2 separate regions of the Homo sapiens genome follow, and region 1 is linked to region 2. Evidence: read pairs that join two places in POLR2A ChIA-PET (ENCODE). Cell type or tissue: endothelial cell of umbilical vein. All regions are shown on one strand. Each heading gives the region's core, and the rest is flanking DNA. Links, peaks and the distances in the headings are about the cores only.

Evidence for each region. Peaks named below come from ENCODE experiments on the same cell type or tissue, not always from the same donor. Only the 100,000 strongest peaks of a DNase experiment are listed, where the experiment ranks them.
Region 1: POLR2A ChIA-PET joins it to region 2 with 7 read pairs; 3 of 35 experiments call an interaction of 5 or more read pairs at or near these places.

Annotation. Positions count from the first base shown.
Region 1 is chr10:34,864,554-34,868,944 of GRCh38, forward strand. No RefSeq gene overlaps it. Among named protein-coding and RNA genes, the nearest start is that of PARD3-DT, 51 kb to the left of the region's middle. In endothelial cell of umbilical vein, for the core only: no CTCF peak of the experiment used is centred there; no DNase peak of the experiment used is centred there; H3K27me3 peaks cover 220 bases.
Region 2 is chr10:34,778,670-34,783,060 of GRCh38, forward strand. All of the region lies in intron 1 of PARD3 (par-3 family cell polarity regulator), which reads right to left. Among named protein-coding and RNA genes, the nearest start is that of PARD3, 34 kb to the right of the region's middle. RefSeq lists enhancers at 177-677, 678-1,178, 2,313-2,442, 2,653-2,712. In endothelial cell of umbilical vein, for the core only: no CTCF peak of the experiment used is centred there; a DNase peak (open chromatin) is centred at 2,372.

The DNA of each region.
Region 1 (4,391 bases), core at 69-4,068, 86 kb after region 2:
TGGTGTATCCTTGCCTATCTGTTCACAGCATCTGGAAGTAAATCTAATCCCGGTCAGAAACTATCAATAAAACAGTGGCAGTTAGCTGCCAACAAGCCATAGAGTCAAAATCTAGCCCTACGTGAAGTGCTGCAGAGTGAAAAATCTCACACACGAAAAAAGTGGTGCTTGGTAAAAGTTAAGAGAACAAAATATAGCAGGAAAAGACCCATGAGTTAAAGCCATAGTTATAGAAAATCTAGTAGAAGCACTTGCTTTCCAAAGGCTGAACTCCAGACAGCAAATAATTCACTGATTTTGGAAACTTTCCAAATAACAAAATGTTCTGTTTCAGAAGTGTCTTGAGCTTTTAGGAGATCAGAATAGAGAAAGGGTACAGTGCCCATTCAGGTCTCGCTTTGTGTTTATGCTGAATAAAAGTTCTCCACGGGAGAATACTGAGTCTCCAATAAGATAGGATGACATTAAGAGAAAACAATTTTTTTATTTTTATTTTTTGAGATGGAGTCTCGTGCTTTTGCCCAGGCTGGAGTGCAATGGCATGATCTCGGCTCACTGCAAGCTCCACCTCCTGGGTTCAAGCAATTCTCCTGCTTCAGCCTCCAGAGTAGCTGGGACTACAGAGGCCCACCACCACACGCAGCTAATTTTTTGTATTTTTAGTAGAGACAGGGTTTCACCATGTTGGCCAGGCTGGTCTCGAACTCCTAACCTCAGTTGATCCTCCTGCCTCTAATTTTTTGTATGTTTAGTAGAGACAGGGTTTCACCATGTTGGTCAGGTTGGTCTCGAACTCCTGACCTCAAGTGATCCATCCGCCTTGACCTCCCAAAGTGCTGGGATTACAGGCGTGAGCCATCGTGCCGGGCCAAGAAAACAATCTTTATTCCCATTTAAGAGAGCTATCTAAGTGTGTTTAATCCTTATTTCAAGTTAAGTGCTTAGACTTGGTTGTTTTTCTATACAAGCAATTATCTTACCCTAAATGCTTTCCTTTACCGTGTGTGTATGTGTATTTTTAGAGACAAGGTCTCACTCTGGCACCCAGGCTATAGTGCAGTGGCACAATCACAGCTCACTGCAGCCTCGACCTCCTGGACTCAAGCAATCCTCTCACCTCAGCCTCCTGAGTAGCAGAGAGTACAGATGTGTGCCACCAAGCCCAGCTAATTTTTAATTTTCTTTTGTAGAGCCAGGGTCTTGCTATGTCACCCAAGGTGGCCTTGGACTTCTGAGCTCAAGCTTCCACCTGCCTCGGGCTCCCAAAGTGCTGGGATTACAGGTGTGAGCCACCATGCCTGGTCCATATTCTTTATTTACAATGAGATTTATAAAACAGTTAGTAATAAGACATGGATTGAAGAATTTGAAAACCTAGGAGACATTTATCAAGAAAATTCCCCAGGATTACAGTAACTAAAGTGCAGTTAAGGCGAGACAGTTCTCAAGTTGTTTATCACCACCTACTAGGATCCAATCCCTTTTTTTTAAACTTGCCAAACCATTTGACAATGTACAGATGCTATTTTATTTATAAATTTGGTTATTCTACAGGTTGTTAAATTTGATTTGCAATATAATCATAGTAGCAAAAAGTCATACTAGTTTTGTATTTGATAGAAAAATATTTTAATAGTAATTATAACAGCAAATTATAGTGCTTTACCAATAATACTGAAGACTTCTGTAAATTTTGGAAATCTGAAACTGATCATGTTGAAAAATTAATGCAATTCAGGAAAGACTTAAAAACCCAATACAGTGTTAATTGATCCTGACAATGATTTATTTTTGCAGTTTGCACAGAGCCCTTAAAAGGAGATATTTCTTGAAGGATGAATAGGGATTTGGCAACTGAAAGCAAGATAGCAGGATGCTCTAGCAGAGGGTACGGCGCAGGCAGAGGCACGGCCATCAGGAGAGGCCCTGGCCTTTGGGAGAGGGGCTCCAGTGACCAGGGCATGCATTGTCTCTATCTCTGGGGGTGCTGGCTCATGCAGGCTTCACTGAGTCCTATGAGAAATGGAAGAATGGTATTCTATTATGAAAGAAGGGCTGGGTGTGGTGGCTCACGCCTGTAATCAGCACTTTGAGAGACTGAGGAGGCGAATCATTTGAGGACAGGAGTTCGAGACCAGCCTGGCCAACATGGTGAAACCCCATCTTTACTAAAAATACAACAATTAGCCGGGCGTGGTGGCACGTGACTGTAATCCCAGCTACTCGAGAGGCTGAGAAAGGAGAATCACTCGAACCCAGGAGGCAGAGGTTGCATTAAGCCGAGATCACACCACTGGGCAACAAAGCGAGACTCCATCAGAAAAAAAAGAAAGAAAGAAAGAAAAAGAAATGTAATAATAATGATATATCCTAGAAGGAAAACAAAAAACAAAAAAGCTCCATGTGCTCATTAACTTCTGTCTGCCTCTGTAGATCCTCTTGCCCGTGTTCACCCTGCTCTGTGCCCTGGGAGGGCTCCCTTGTCTTTCAGTTTCCTGTTGGGCTGAACCAATGGGAGTGCTGCCAGGGGATCAGTGGTAGGAGTGGCTAGGGACCGGCTGCATGGGTTCCCTGTGGCCTCTACCAAATGCCACAGTCCCCTTCAGAAAGCCCTCTCCAGGCAAACCCCCATCTGGTACCCAATAACTATTCATTTCCCCTGTCTTTATAGGCCTAGGAATAACAGCTCCCTGTGGTTTACTGTACAACCAGACTTGTGCACAACCAGAGTATACAATGCCAGGTAGTGTGTACTCTGCTAGGTCTTATGGATTTCCTTAAAATTTGTACTCAACATTGTAAATAATCCCTTTATTATATTATTCTTTTATTACTTTTTTTTTTTTTTTGAGACAGGGTCTCTGTTACCTAGGCTGGAGTGCAATGGTGCCATCATATCACTGCAGCCTCAAACCCCTGGGCTCAAGTGATCCTCCTAGCCTCCTGAGTAGCTGGGACTAGAAGCGTGCACCACTATGCTTGGCTAACTTAAAAAAATAATTTTGCCGGGCGCGGTGGCTCATGCCTGTAATCCTAGCACTTTGAGAGGCCGAGGTGGGTGGATCATGAGGTCAGGAGTTCAAGACCAGCCTGGCCAACACGGTGAAACCCTGTCTCTACTAAAAATACAAAAATTAGCCAGGTGTGGTGGCAGGCGCCTGTAATCCCAGCTACTCAGGGGATTGGGGCAGGAGAATCGCTTGAACCCAGGAGACGGAGTTTGCAGTGAGCCAAGATCACGCCATTGCACTCCAGCTTGGATGACAGAGCAAGACTCAGTCTAAAAAAAAAAAAAAAAAATTGGGGGCCAGGCGCAGTGGCTCATGCCTGTAATCCCAGCACTTTGGGAGGCCAAGACGGGCAGATCACCTGAAGTCAGGAGATTGAGACTAGCTTGGCCAACACGGTGAAACCCTGTCTCTACTAAAAATACAAAAAAATTTAGCCAGGCTTGGTGGCGGGCACCTGTAGTCCCAGCTACTCGGGAGGCTGACGCAGGAGAATGGTGTGAACTGGGGAGGCAGAGCTTGTAGTGAGCCGAGATCACGCCACTGCACTCCAGCCTGGGCAACAGAGCGAGACTCCGTCTCAAAAAAAAAAAGATATTCAAATATTCAAATCACAATAGAAAGTCTTGCTTTTGTGCTAAGGATATTGGCAATGCAGTTCAAGGTTGAAAAGAACATTATTGGTTCAATCCAAATGGGCAGATTAAAAAAAATAATAAAAGAAATAAAGAATATTATTGGAAGGAATATGGATGGTATTCCTTTAAGAGATTCAGAACATTACATAGAAGTTTCATGTATGCTTCCTTGTACTGATAATTCAGAATCCTAGGAACAGAGGACTTGTAAGGAAAACATAGAAAATGCACTTCATCACTGGTGGGGCACGGTGGCGCTCACGTCTGTAATCCCAGCACTTTGGGAGGCTAAGGCAGGTGGATCACTTGAGGTCAGGAGTTCGAGACCAGCCTGGCCAACATGGTAAAACCTCATCTCTACTAAAATATAAAAATTAGCTGGGCATGGTGGTGGGTGTCCATAATCCCAGCTACTCAGGAGGCTGAGGCAGGAGAATCACTTGAACCTGGGAGGCGGAGTTAGCCGGGATCGTATCACTGCACTCCAGCCTAGGCGACAGAGCAAGACTCCATCTCAAAAAAAAAAAAAAAAAAAGATCTGCTTTGGTGTCTGCCACAGGCAGACGCCGTGATTTGCTTACTCAGCACCCATTACTACTTTTTCTTCCTTGCTAACACAACTGAAATTTGTTGGTACACCAATATTTCAGCCCTAGGCTATAGACCATCCTATACCTAGTCTAATCATTACAAATCAATGTTTTCTACTACTGTAATCTCCCTAAAGCTAGGGATGGCCATATGC
Region 2 (4,391 bases), core at 224-4,223:
TAGGTTCCTTTCAACTCTAAATTCTATTTTATGAATTACATGACTAAGAAACTATATGTATGCTGAAAAGACTTAAGTGACAAATTATGTTTTTAATAACATTAAGAGCTTGCCAAAAAAAAGAGCTGGCTGTTTAAAATACCTGGTATGATTAAATAAATCTCATTTCACCTATCGTTTCCTTAACATGAGGTAGACCAGTATTTTTGTTCACAAAGGACTGACAAACAGCAGCTAACTGAGAAAGCTGTCAGATTCTGACTTAGAAAAATCTAGCATCCTTCAGCATACATAGTATATTTAGTTGTTCAGTATTAATATGTTTAAAGTTACAGTCACCATCCAAATAAACTAAAGCAGGCTGGGCACAGTGACTCATACCTGTAATCCCAGCACTTTGGGAGGCCGAGGTGGGCGGATCACTTGGGGTCAGGAGCTCAAGACCAGCCTGGCCAACATGGCGAAACCCTGTCTCTACTAAAAATACAAAAATTAGCCAGGTGGTGCACACCTGTAATCCCAGGTACTCGGGAGGCTGAGGCAGGAGAATCGCTTGAACCTGGGAGGTGAAGGCTGCAGTGAGCCAAGATCATGCCACTGCACTCCAGCCTGGGTGAAAGAGCTAGACTCCATCTCAAAAAATAAAATAAAATAAAGCAGCCGGGCGCGGTGGCTCACGCCTGTAATCCCAGCACTTTGGGAGGCCGAGGCCCAGCAGATCACGACATCAGGCGATCGAGACCATCCTGGCTAACACGGTGAAACCCCGTCTCCACTAAAAATAAAAAAAAAATTAAAAAAATTAGCCAGGCATGGTGGCGGGCTCCTGTAGTCCTAACTACTCGGGAGGCTGAGGCAGAAGAATGGCATGAACCCGGGAGGCAGAGCTTGCAGTGGGCCGAGATCACGCCACTGCACTCCAGCCTGGGCGACACAGCGTGACTCCATCTCAAAAATAAAATAAAATAAAGCAACTATGCAGATATCACCAGCTTTTAAATTTTCTTCAAGAAACCCTCTGAATTCAGTCCTTCTGTGAAGAAAGATGCATTACCTGACACACACAGGCAGGCAGTGGAAGACATTCATTAGCTAGAACATTTCAATAGCAAAGCATGCAAAACTGCAAATGCCATCTAGACAAGATCCATGCCTGGAGACATCCAACGTGGCACTTTCAAGGAGACGTGTCCATTTCAAAGTCCTATACACAGGCAAATTCCTTGGTGATTTTCTTGGGTCTGTCTTCTCTGAGTCCCTTCTAGCTGTAGATCTAAATGCTCGGAAGTAAACAATGACAGTAATGCCACCGAGTGGCACCTGAAATCAACTGTGACTCTCTACGATTCCCCATCCTATTCTACTTCCCTCCATCTTCTTCTTTCCCCGGAAGATGCATTACACCTTCTGGTAATCCCCATGGAAACTACTGTGAAGTCCATTTTAACTCTGCTTCTTTTGTATGAATGGTTTTAAAATTGCTGAGACTTATTTTATTAAAAAAATTAATTTGCTCTTGACACAACTAACTTCACAAACTAATCACCAAATACCTTCCTGGTTTTCCATTTCTACCTCCTGACCTGAATGCTCCTTACCATAGAGATGTGGAGAGCACTGGCTGTAAGTCCAAGTACTGGTTTACGGCAGATGTCTTGGAGATCTATCTCAATAGCCCTCTCAAAACACGTTTGTAATGATGTTGAATATAAAATAACAATTTACATAATAAGGTGCATAAGCACCTCCTTTGCACTATTAATAAATTTTTGTTGGCAATATTTTCTAGGGATAAACATCTAATTATTACAAGCCCATAATCAGAAAAATGTCTTATGAGCGTGACATTCAGGAATTATTTCTTGGAGGTCATCAGGAGTCACAATAGGAGGAAATCGTGCCCTGCTGTTAAAACTCTACCAGAATTCATTAATAAAAGCACTGCTCAGTAGAAATGTAGTCTTTGGTCTCCTGTCTATTTTATCCCCAGGGACAACAGTACGCCCTTTCTTTTCTCTTGCCGCAGTTTTTTACAGAAGCTGTATTTTTTATCATAAAAGGAGGGGAAGCTGCCATTCAAAATTGCTGTTATTTTCCTATTCTGTTTCTCTGGATAAAACAAGACTTCTAAACTAACAAAGGACAATAATCAGTGCGGAGGCAACATACGCTGAAATAAGGAAATGCTGAAAACTAACATTCACCACGCCACACATAAAAAGCAGCTGAAACTCAACGTGAAAGCTAAACCTCAAGATATGACTTCACACAGCTATAACGGGAAACATAAAAGCAACTTGGGATTTCCTCTATTTGAAGGGATGCATTTCCGCTTACTTTGTACTTTCCTTGAACTTGGAGCAGGACATCACTCTTGCATCCCACGCTTCTCAGCTCAGGCTCGGTATCCAAAAAAAGCTCTGTGCCTCTGGGGACCTGGGGCACCCCTCCCCCCTCTAGCCTGCTGGAGCACCCACATGTGCAGAGGCTCACACGAGCATAAATCAAGGGACATGGCTGACACTAAGCACTGCTGAGAGCCTGCACAGCTGCAGACGCTGCTCACAAGTAAAAGAGATACCCCTCTGCAGGAGGCAGCTGCGGTATTTCACTTGCCCCTCTGACCAGGACCCATGCAGTCCTTGGAAGAGCTGGGTGCTCCCTAGGGCAACTGGTATTTTCTGTCTGCTCTTTGGTCACTTCCCATTCTTTTTTACTGGTTTCTGGTGGTTTCCACATGTGGACAAATAGAGCATAATAAAGAGGTCTGCCAGATTTCAGCCTCCTTTCACAGATGAGGCTTGGTTTAAAAGGAAAATGAACGAAAGAAAACTTACAAAACCAACAGCCTGATGGTACTTTTAGGAAAAGGTTAGTATGGTTCTGTATGAATGGTAGGTGACAGCTGGATCTGATTCTCTAAATATACCAGGCCTTTTCCTACAAGACTTTATAATAACTTATTTGTTCTTAAATTCAGGTGGGGCCTCTGGGAGGAAAAGTTGAGTGCAGGAAAATAGAACAAAAATTAATTAACAGTTTCCAACTGTAACATGCTCAGCACTATACACAGAGTGTAAAAGATATAAAATATTGCCCCCGACCTAGAACACACAGTTCTGTGGGGTAAGACAGCCAAATGCCTGAACCAATGACAGAACACTGTGCTCTATCGGATAATCCAGACTGAACTGAATGGCCCAAAAATCACAAACATGCAGAGGGCAGTGGAAATGTTCTTGAACGTTTTAGACAAACAGAACTGTATAATTAATGGATTTTCCCCTTCACAGTACATAAACATTCTGAAAGGTAGTACCTAAATCTGGCACCTACTGAGAAATGCTGACACAGCTGCAATGATTTTTTAGATATTTTTAACTTGTAAAGAGAACAGAGTAAGGAAGTGCACTTTGACCCAATTTTAACCATCTGTAATTTTTTTCTTCCAATCATCCTAACTGGCTTCTAGACCCAAGTGCTAATTTGATTGCAAAAGGAAAGCTGCCAAGAAATTATGGAGGCCTGATTTAAGGACAGCATGTAACCTGAACACATTGCAGTCAAGCAGTGTGTATGAAGAGAGCTATACCTGTAAGGAAAGACTGAAGTTCTAAGACAGCAGAGGCAGAATCCAGCCTCCTCCACTGGGCGCTGGAGCAAAATTTTAGAAAGGTTACCCAGGGAATCTTGACAGGGGACTGCAACATGCTCAGAGGCAGCCAGAGGTGCTCAACCAGCCTTAGGGCACATCAAACAACCTCCAGTGAGAACTCTCCACCCTTCTTAATCCCAAAATGTTAAAATCAACTCCACATCCATTCTTTTTAAATAACTTTAATCCTCACAACGACATCAAAACATTTTAAGCACTATCCACTCCACTTTTGGCTGATCGAAAGACTTAACAGTAGACATTATTTCCTCTACACATAAAACACTGTTACCTCTACCCCAGCAACTTACGGAGATTAATTTTTCTCCCATCCCCACTCTACACCAACTTTATTCCAAGAAGGACTTAACGTGAGAATATACAAACATTAGGAAAGTTTTTTTTTTTTCTTTTTTTTTTGAGACTGAGTCTTGCTCTGTCACCCAGGCTAGAGTGTAGTGGCGTGATCTTGGCTCACTGCAGCCTCTGCCTCCCGGGTTCCAGCAATTCTCCTGCCCCAGCCTCCCAGGTAGCTGGGATTACAGGCATGCACCACTACACCCAGTTATTTTTGTATTTTTAGTAGAAACGGGTTTCACCATGTTGGCCAGGCTGGTCTCGAACTCCTGACCTCAGATGATCCACCTACCTCGACCTCTCAAAGTGCTAGGATTACAGGCGTGAGCCACCATGCCTGGCCAAGGTTTTAAATCTTATGTACTTTAAAACATTTTAA